3 separate regions of the Homo sapiens genome follow, and all the other regions are linked to region 1. The links are chromatin contacts, found by Hi-C or POLR2A ChIA-PET in ENCODE. All regions are on one chromosome and are shown on one strand. The core of a region is the stretch at or near the end of the contact, and the rest is flanking DNA. Distances in the headings are between cores, read along the strand shown.

The links. A loop is a pair of places that touch in the nucleus more often than their neighbours do. ChIA-PET counts read pairs that join two places held with the same protein, here RNA polymerase II (POLR2A). Pooled maps may share reads with other maps.
Region 2: a loop to region 1 is called in a pooled map, with 3 times the contacts of the local background. The contact joins the promoter of VSIG10 here to the enhancer-like site in region 1. A Hi-C loop is called at or near these places in 4 of 50 pooled maps. POLR2A ChIA-PET finds 5 or more read pairs at or near these places in 3 of 52 experiments (HEK293, WTC11 and naive thymus-derived CD4-positive, alpha-beta T cell).
Region 3: a loop to region 1 is called in a pooled map, with 4 times the contacts of the local background. The contact joins the promoter of PEBP1 here to the enhancer-like site in region 1. A Hi-C loop is called at or near these places in 7 of 50 pooled maps. POLR2A ChIA-PET finds 5 or more read pairs at or near these places in 8 of 52 experiments (BJ, GM10248, HEK293 and 5 more).

What each region holds. Positions count from the first base shown.
Region 1 is chr12:118,033,661-118,036,364 of GRCh38, reverse strand. It overlaps WSB2 (WD repeat and SOCS box containing 2), which reads left to right. Exons shown (of 9, transcript NM_018639.5): 6 at 1-27; 7 at 1,041-1,151; 8 at 1,272-1,379; 9 at 2,007-2,704. The coding sequence ends at 2,169. It also overlaps a transcript of RFC5 not described here. Among named protein-coding and RNA genes, the nearest start is that of RFC5, 18 kb to the right of the region's middle. RefSeq lists enhancers at 633-682, 693-752. Within about 2 kb of position 1,354, at least 4 of the 41 ENCODE cell types and tissues checked have a DNase peak (open chromatin) inside an H3K27ac peak, as active enhancers do.
Region 2 is chr12:118,102,234-118,105,340 of GRCh38, reverse strand. It overlaps VSIG10 (V-set and immunoglobulin domain containing 10), which reads left to right and starts at 1,330. Exons shown (of 9, transcript NM_019086.6): 1 at 1,330-1,748. The coding sequence starts at 1,670. LOC124903029 (a long non-coding RNA gene) reads left to right here and starts at 1,759. Exons shown (of 2, transcript XR_007063478.1): 1 at 1,759-2,352; 2 at 3,074-3,107. RefSeq lists a silencer at 1,237-1,486.
Region 3 is chr12:118,134,789-118,137,587 of GRCh38, reverse strand. It overlaps PEBP1 (phosphatidylethanolamine binding protein 1), which reads right to left and starts at 1,464. Exons shown (of 4, transcript NM_002567.4): 1 at 1,244-1,464. The coding sequence starts at 1,378. It overlaps LOC101928274 (a long non-coding RNA gene), which reads left to right and starts at 1,596. Exons shown (of 4, transcript XR_945409.4): 1 at 1,596-1,731. RefSeq lists a silencer at 1,087-1,176 and an enhancer at 1,169-1,669.

The DNA.
Region 1 (2,704 bases), core at 105-2,604:
CACCGGCGAAAGGCTGAGGTCACTCCAGTAAGGACTGAATCCCTGCTATGACTTTTTTGTGGGGGGACTGATGAGGAACCTGCCTGGGATTAGACATGTCTCTTTTAGAATCTGGGACATGGGAGGGGACAAGCTGGATAAAAAGGCACAGTGGGTCTCTTTTGAGACGGAGTCTCGCTCTGTCACCCAGGCTGGAGTGCAGTGGCGCAATCTTGGATCACTGCAACCTCCACCTCCCGGGTTCAAGCGATTCTGCTGCCTGAGCCTCCCGAGTAGCTAGGACTACAAGCGTGCGCCACCAGGCCTGGCTAATTTTTGTATTTTTATTAGAGATGGGGTTTCACCATGTTGGCCAGGCTAGTCTCAAACTCCTGACCTCAGGTGATCCACCGCCTCAGTCTCCCAAACTGCTATTATAGGCATGAGCCACTGCGCCTGGCCTGGTTCATTGCTTCTTAGTGATGCCTTGTCAATTAAGCCCTCTCAAGTAGCTTTGAGTGTCTTCCAGTCTCCTGATTCAGGTGGCTGTGTGTACTTCTTCGGAATCAGCATTATGAAGCCTCAATATGACTCTTTATTTCCATTTACTAATAACTGTAGTAACAAGTTCAGAAAGAGCCTCTTATCGAAACTGTGCTTTCCAAAATGAGTTTCATGTTCTCACAAACTTGGTCTCCTTTTTCCTTTTGTGTCTGTTGTTTTATGAAGCAAATAATAGGCAGTCCTATAATTATCATGTATCTTAGCCTAAAAAAGACTTGCAGTTTCTACTGTGGCATTAAAGTGAGGGCTGACCTACTTTGCATAAGCAAATTAGCACAAGGAAGTGTTAGTAACCCTTCATCCACAGGACACCTGGAGCCTTCTGAGATACCCTTTTTTTTCCCAGTGTGCAAATCCCAAGCTTTTCCACGAGGGGCACACAATGCATCTTGAGCCCTTTTGTAGCCAGGGCAGTTTGGCTTCCTGCCTAGGGTGATGATGGAGGGTGGAGAGCAGCCATCACTCCAGGCCTGCCATCCTGTTTCTTTCCTTCCCAGCCACACCCAGGTTGACCCCGCCATGGATGACAGTGACGTCCACATTAGCTCACTGAGATCTGTGTGCTTCTCTCCAGAAGGCTTGTACCTTGCCACGGTGGCAGATGACAGGTAACGAAGAGAACTCTCTTTACATGGCCTCAGAACAAGTGCTTGCAAGTAATGGCAGCAAGGCCCTCTTGGTCTGGCCCTGGGTCAGCTAATATCCAGATGTTCTCTCTCCCCATCCAGACTCCTCAGGATCTGGGCCCTGGAACTGAAAACTCCCATTGCATTTGCTCCTATGACCAATGGGCTTTGCTGCACATTTTTTCCACATGGTGGAGTCATTGCCACAGGGTATGTATTTGTTAGCTGAACAGATGGGTGGTGCTTTCTGCTGAGTATACCATGGAGCTTTTTAAGGAAAGAAACCATCTAGAATTTTCTTGCCTATGAGGAAAGCTTTAAGGCAATTCAAGATTATATAAAACTCAAATGATCGATTTTGCTAATAACGGTGTCCCATTTTCTCTGAATATTTAACCTAAATGTAATTAAAGATCTGTAAGTCATGCCACCTAATGGGCCAAGTTCACAAGGGAGAATAAAATTGAGATGATGCATAATATATGGGAAACCATTTAGGGCTAAAAGACCACTTTACAGGTAACATCTATAATTCAGTAGGTGGCACTCTTCCCCCTTATACTTTTGAACTAACTGTGGTCAGATTTAGAAAGGGCTGTGCCGAGAGAGAGACAGAGAGAGCGCTTTGGTATCACAGGTGTCTTGAGTTTTTCTAATCCTATCAGCAGCTTTAATTATTCAGCACCACAATTTTACATCCATTTCCACAGTCAGGGTTACATTTCACTCTCCGAAGTCTCCTGCTCTTTGCAGTCAAAACAGAAACATGAGTATTCATCCTCATGAAAACATGAACATCCAAGCTCTGTCTTAGCATCGGTTTCTGTTTCATTTTAGGACAAGAGATGGCCACGTCCAGTTCTGGACAGCTCCTAGGGTCCTGTCCTCACTGAAGCACTTATGCCGGAAAGCCCTTCGAAGTTTCCTAACAACTTACCAAGTCCTAGCACTGCCAATCCCCAAGAAAATGAAAGAGTTCCTCACATACAGGACTTTTTAAGCAACACCACATCTTGTGCTTCTTTGTAGCAGGGTAAATCGTCCTGTCAAAGGGAGTTGCTGGAATAATGGGCCAAACATCTGGTCTTGCATTGAAATAGCATTTCTTTGGGATTGTGAATAGAATGTAGCAAAACCAGATTCCAGTGTACTAGTCATGGATCTTTCTCTCCCTGGCATGTGAAAGTCAGTCTTAGAGGAAGAGATTCCACTTGCACGGCAACAGAGCCTTACGTTAAATTTTCAGTCCAGTTATGAACAGCAAGTGTTGAACTCTTTCTGCTTGTTTTGATTCAAAGTGCAGTTACTGATGTTGTTTTGATTATGCAACTAAGTAGGCCTCCAGAGCCTCTCTAGTGGCAGAGCAGCTCACACTCCCTCCGCTGGGAACGATGGCTTCTGCCTAGTACCTATCCTTGTGTTTCTGATGCAGTGGTAGCATTGGTTCAAGTTCTCTCCTGCTGTGGTCAGAGTTGCTTCGATGTTGGCCAAGTGCTTTTCTTCTTGGGCTCCCTTCTGACCTGCAGGACAGTTTT
Region 2 (3,107 bases), core at 81-2,580, 69 kb before region 1:
CCAGCCTGGGTAACATGGAGAAACGCTGTCTTTACTAAAATTACAAAAATTAGCTGGGCGTGGTGCTGCACACCTGTAGTCCCAGCTACTCGGGAGGCTGAGGTGGGAGGATCACTTGAGCCTGGTAGTTTGAGGCTGCAGCGAGGTATGATTGTGCTACTGCACTCTAGCCTGGGCAACTGGAGTGACACCCTGTCTCAAAAAAATAAAAAACAGAAAAGTAAAAAAGGCAGAACTGTTCAGCTTCATTGCTCAGTTCACCAGGAGAAACATTTTTTTTTTAAAGTGGTTTCAAGAGGATTTCCTCATGGAAGAAGCATTTCAATAAGGGGACCGTTGAACAACAGAACTAATGATTTTTTTTTAACGTTAATATTTATTTTGAGATGGAGTCTCGCTCAGTCGCCCAGGCTGGAGTGCAATGGCGTGATATCGGCTCACTGCAACCTCCGCCTGCTGGGTTCAAGCGATTCTCCTGCCTCAGCCTACCCAGTAGCTGGGATTACAGGCGCCCGCCATCATGCCCGGCTAATTGTTGTATTTTTAGTAGAGACAGGGTTTCACCATGTTGGTCAGGCTGGTCTCGAACTCCTGACCTTGTGATCCGCCCACCTCGGCCTCCCAAAGTGCTGGGATTACAGGTGTGAGCCACCACGCCCTGCCATATTATTATTATTTGAAACAGGAAGTTTCTCCTAGGGCTGTTTTATGGATGGCTCTTCCTGAGGATATCAAAGCCGCATTTTCCCCAGGACAGAATGGGATGAGGGCATGGCAGGGAAGAGAGGAGCTTAGCCTGGGAATCTGACTGGGTAAGGGGTGGGAGAACTAAAAGGGGAAAAGCAAAAACAAAACTCTTGAGAAACACGTCCTGGGGACTCCTTGGCTCTCGCTGTCACTGTGTGGTCCCAGCCAGTTCACTGGAGAACCGGAGTCTCGTGGCTGCTTTGGCTGAAAGTCAGGGGATCATCTTTCTCTGGCTCCCTTTTGCAGAGGGTAAGGAAAGGAAGCGATGGCGGCCTTGGCGCCCGCCCTGCGCCCAGGGACACAGACCGGAATCCCTCGAGACGCTCAGCGGGGACTGCCAGGGGGGTCCTGCGTTCTGCAGCTTGGCAACCGCTTCCTCCGGGTTCTGCAGCCCGGGGCAGCGGCGGGGGTTGCGTCCTGCGGCAGCTGCAGGGCTCCGTCCCGCCCGCTGTCCCCGCGACTCGGTACTGCTGTCCCGGGCGGAGTGGACTGGGGAGGGCCCAGCCTCCGCGCCCCGCCCCTGGCCCGGCGGGACCCGGCTCGGCGCGCCCTCGGCAGAAAGCCCTCCTCCCGGGCCAAGGTAGAGGAAGTTGGGCTCCCGCCTGGCTGGGAGGCGGGAGGGATCCCGCTCCTGTTGTTTTCCGCCGGCAGGAGTAGGCTGGCGGGCGCAGGGGGCGGGGTGCGCCCTCCCTCCCCGGCCAGGGCGCTCGGGAGCGGGGACCCGAGCCTGCAGCCGAGCTCCGCTGCCGGCCCTGGACACTCGGCTCAGCCAAGCATCCTTCCTGGGGGCCGAGGAAGTGGGGCCACTCTGCCGTTCCGAGGACCTGGGAGGAGCCCTCGGTACCCCGGGCCCCGGGGCCCTGGGGCACACACGTCCAGCCCAGCCCGAGCCTGCGTTTCCTGAGCCGGGATCTGGGGCGAGATGGCCGCAGGCGGCAGTGCGCCCGAGCCCCGCGTCCTCGTCTGCCTCGGGGCGCTCCTGGCCGGCTGGGTCGCCGTAGGTAAGGGGCCGCGATCTGGAGGGAAAAGTTGAGTTTTCCCAGTCAGCGGTGGGGAGGGGACAGCGAGAGACCCAATTCCCTCCGACTCCGCCCGGATCCGTGGTGGCCCCAGCCTAGAAGCTGCCCCAGGAGGGTCTTGGTTTCCTGCTCGCAGCTCGGCCGTCTTTGCAGGAAGGAGTTTTCCCGGGCGCCCGGTGCGGGGCGAGATACCCCCAGCCTCCTGGGGTGGGCAGCCGGTGAGGCTGCAGAGGAGCCGAGCCGAGCCGACGTGCGGGGGCAAAGTAAAGAGGCACGTGTGCCGGGAAAGTGATTTTTTTTTTTAAGCGTCGGATGTAAATTCGCGTTCTGGTTTTAGTAGTAACTGATACGCTGGTGCTCAAACTCGAGACTCCCACTTTATTTTTCTCCTCCCTCTGCCCAAGGTTGAACTCGCCTTACACCTGTAACCGGTGGACTTCCCTACACACCTTTGCAAGTCTTCCTGTGCCGACCAGCGCCTTCAAAGCGGGGTCTTCCGCCTTTACTTTTGGAAAAGCTTTTTATTTTGAAATACTTGGCTGACTTACAAAAGACTTCCCCTCACACTTGACATGATTGACAAAAGGTCTGAAATGCTTCATCTATGGTCTGCTTTGCTACGAAAAAAGAATTGGAGGGGTGCTTACAAAAATATGTAGAATGTAAAAAGATTGAACTATTTATATATATTTGAATTTAATTCACCAGCATGCCTACTGTGCATGCCTACTGTGTGCTGGGAGTGTGACAAGCTGGGAGGAGGCTGGGGTGCAGGGAGAGGAGATGGAGCCAGGAGGTGGTGAAGTTTGCCAGGATGCAGGCAGAGCGCTACTTTTTGTGTTCCCGGGTCTGCTCCACCCAACGGGTCTCCTCTTGCACGTTTCTGGAGATGGGTTGTAAAGTATGCTGGAGCTTCTTAGCAGCAAGTGCCAAGAGTTCCTAATTATTAGGCTCATACAATTTTATTTTGCTTTTTTTTTTTTAACCAACCATTTAAAAACAATAACATCTCTAGATTTCCAGTTTATCTGGAAAAATCTGAAGGTCTGGCAACACGGGGCCTGCTTTCCCAGTTGGAATTGGGCAGTGGTCATCCTCTTATCTAGGGCATATGAGCCCAAATTTGTTCCACCTCTCCCTGTTGTAATATTTGCCCCGCCACCTTCAGTCATGGGTGTTACCTGCTGGCCCTGCAGGCATTTGGCTGAGTAATCACTGTGCTGGGGTGTGGGTGATGGGGGAGGACAGTTCCTAGTTGGTCATCTCTGGACGTGAAAGGTGGTTGTCAAGTATTCCCATCTCCCCAGCTGTTTGCAGTGTTTCCTGCACGATGAACACCAG
Region 3 (2,799 bases), core at 215-2,714, 100 kb before region 1:
GCTGGAGTTTTATATACGTTATGTATTTTATTTGAGACCAGGTCTCCTTCTGTCACTCAGGCCGGAGTGTAGTGACGCTATCAAGGCTCACTGTAGCCTCAACCTCCAGCGCTCAATCGATCGATCCTCCCACCTCAGCCTCCTGAGCAGCTGGGAACTACATGCTCACACCATCACACCTGGCCAATTTTTTTTTGTAGAGTTGGGGTCTTGCTATGTTGCCCAGGCTGTATATTATTTCAGTCCCAACAACACCATGGGGCTAGTATCCCAGCACACTATTAAGAGAAACAGATAAGGCTGGGATTCCAACCCTGGCACTGAGTCCCCTCTCAACGACACCCTTACATTGTCTGTCCGGAATCACAGCGTTTCTGGATTTGGTGATCAGGAGGTTACCTGGAGCCTGCTGAAGTGAAATCTGCATTAACTGTACGTTTCAAAGTGCAAAGAAAAGGAGAAAGCCAAGGTGATGAGAGGCGGGCAGGGAGCAGGAAAAGGGAGGCTGTGTTAGATGGGCACTACATATTTAAACATCCAAAAAAATTAAATTCTGTGAACATCCAAAACAATGTAAGGTCGGGGCAGTTTATTTTACGCTGTTGCCCGGAGCTTCATAACCAACTAGCAGTGGCGTCTGCAAATCTAGTTTCTTCACTTTCGGCAGCCCCAGCCGTGGGCGTGGGAGGTCAAAGACCAAAACTAAACCGTTGCCCTCCAGCGTACCGGCTGGACGCTCTCGACCCATTTAACAAAGGAGAAATCGGCCGGCGCGCTCATCGCCAGTTACATAATGCGTCACAGGCTCTCGGGTGAGGCTTCAGCCCTCCAAAACCAGGCCTAAAATGCTGAGGCCCTAGGGGAAGCTCTGGGGGCGTCCGGGCAGCCACAGCCTACTCTGTCCCGGCGACGTCCCTCTCCAGCGCCCTGGCCTGTGGGGGGAGAGGGGGATCCGGCCTGTTTCCGAACCTAGGTCCCTCTTGGGTCTGAAGCCCGGGAAAAGTGAATGAATTTCTGCCGCAGGCCGAACCTGCCTGGCCACGCCACAGGCCGGGTTCCCGGTGCTCGGGGTGGCCCCCAGGCATGGGACATGGACCCCGGGACCTCTGGCCTGGGGGGGCCTCGACACACGCAGGCTGAACCTCCCCACCGCCCCTGGCCCTGTCTCCGCTGGGTCCCACCCAGGAGGCCGGCACAGGCCTCCGCGCCGTGCCGCTCGCTGCACGCCCGCCGCCCGGTGTACCTGGGTGGGCGTCAGCACTTTGCCCAGCTCGTCCACCGCCGCCCCGGCGTAGGTGACATGCAGCGGGTGCTGCGGCTGCTCGTCCACTTCTTGCAGGCTCAAGGGCCCGGACCACTTGCTGAGGTCCACCGGCATGGCGAGGCCAAGCAGAGCGTGCAGCCGGGAGTGCCGCGGTAGGCCAGGCGCGGGCGACAGAGGCGACGCGGAGAGCTCAGCACACTGGCTCGGGAAGACGCAGACCCAGCGACCACGCGAGAGCACGCGCCTCAGCCGCCGCCCAGCCCCGCGCACCGCCCCACGTCACGCCCACCGCTCCCTGGCCTCTGATTGGCCGAAGCTGGCAGAGCAGGGCCTCTCGCGCTCCTGGGTCCATGCAACCTGCTCCCTGTGGCTGCCGAGTTCTCGGGAACAGCGGCTCGGCCTGCAAGGCTGTTGTTTCAAGAAATGAAAATGAAGGGCGCCCTGGAATAGGTTCGCCGAAGAGAGAGGTTCGTGTCTCAGAAAGTGTCGCTGGGAAAAAAAAATGCAATTGAATTCGCCTTGGTTGCGTTTTGGTTTTCTTAATTTTTTGCATGATTCTTTGCTCCACTTTCCAAATTCAGCAACATGGCCTGTCGCGGTGGCTCATGCCTGTATTCCCAGCACTTTGGGAGGCCAAAGCAGGAAGATCGCTTGAGCCCAGGAGTTTGAGACCATCCTGGACAAGGTAGCAAGACCCCGTCTTTACAGAAAACTTAAAAAAAAAGAAAAAAAGAAAAAAGCCAGACACAGTGGTGCATGCTTGTAGTCCTAGCTACTCCGGAGGCTGGGGCGGGAGGATCACTTTTTTTTTTTTTTTTTTTTGAGACGGAGTCTCTCTGTGTTGACCAGGCTGGAGTGCAGTGGCGTGATCTCGGCTCACTGCAAGCTGCGCCTCCCGGGTTCACGCCATTCTCCTGCTTCAGCCTCCCGAGTAGCTGTGACTACAGGCGCCCGCCACCACGCCCGGCTAATTTTTTGTATTTTTAGTAGAGACGGGATTTCACCGTGTTAGCCACGATGATCTTGATCTCCTGACCTCGGCCTCTCAAAGTGCTGGGATTACAGGCGTGAACCACCACGCCCGGCCGATCACTTCTTGAATCTAGGAGTTTGAGGCCGCGGTGAGCTACGATCTTGCCACTGCACTCCTGTCTGCGCTTCAGAGCCAGATCCCATCTTCTCATACACACACACACACACACACACACACACACACACACACACAGCAAATTCAGAAACAGTAAGGCCTTGCTTTTCTCCTGCACTTTAAAACGAGCCAGATTCTCTGTATTTTCGCACGTGATCACTTGTCATAGTAATTGCCTGGTGAGAGCACCTGAGTGAACTTTTGAGCATTTAAATATATGGGGAAATGTATTTGTCCGTTTTCTCCACACACAAAATTCGTCCTCACAAAATTCCTGAGAAATGTTTGGGTTTTGGTTTTTTATGTTTGTTTTTTGAAAAACAATTTTAAACCATATTTATTCATACCAAAACTGCTCTTACTGTGACCACAAGCTGCTTGCTTTTTG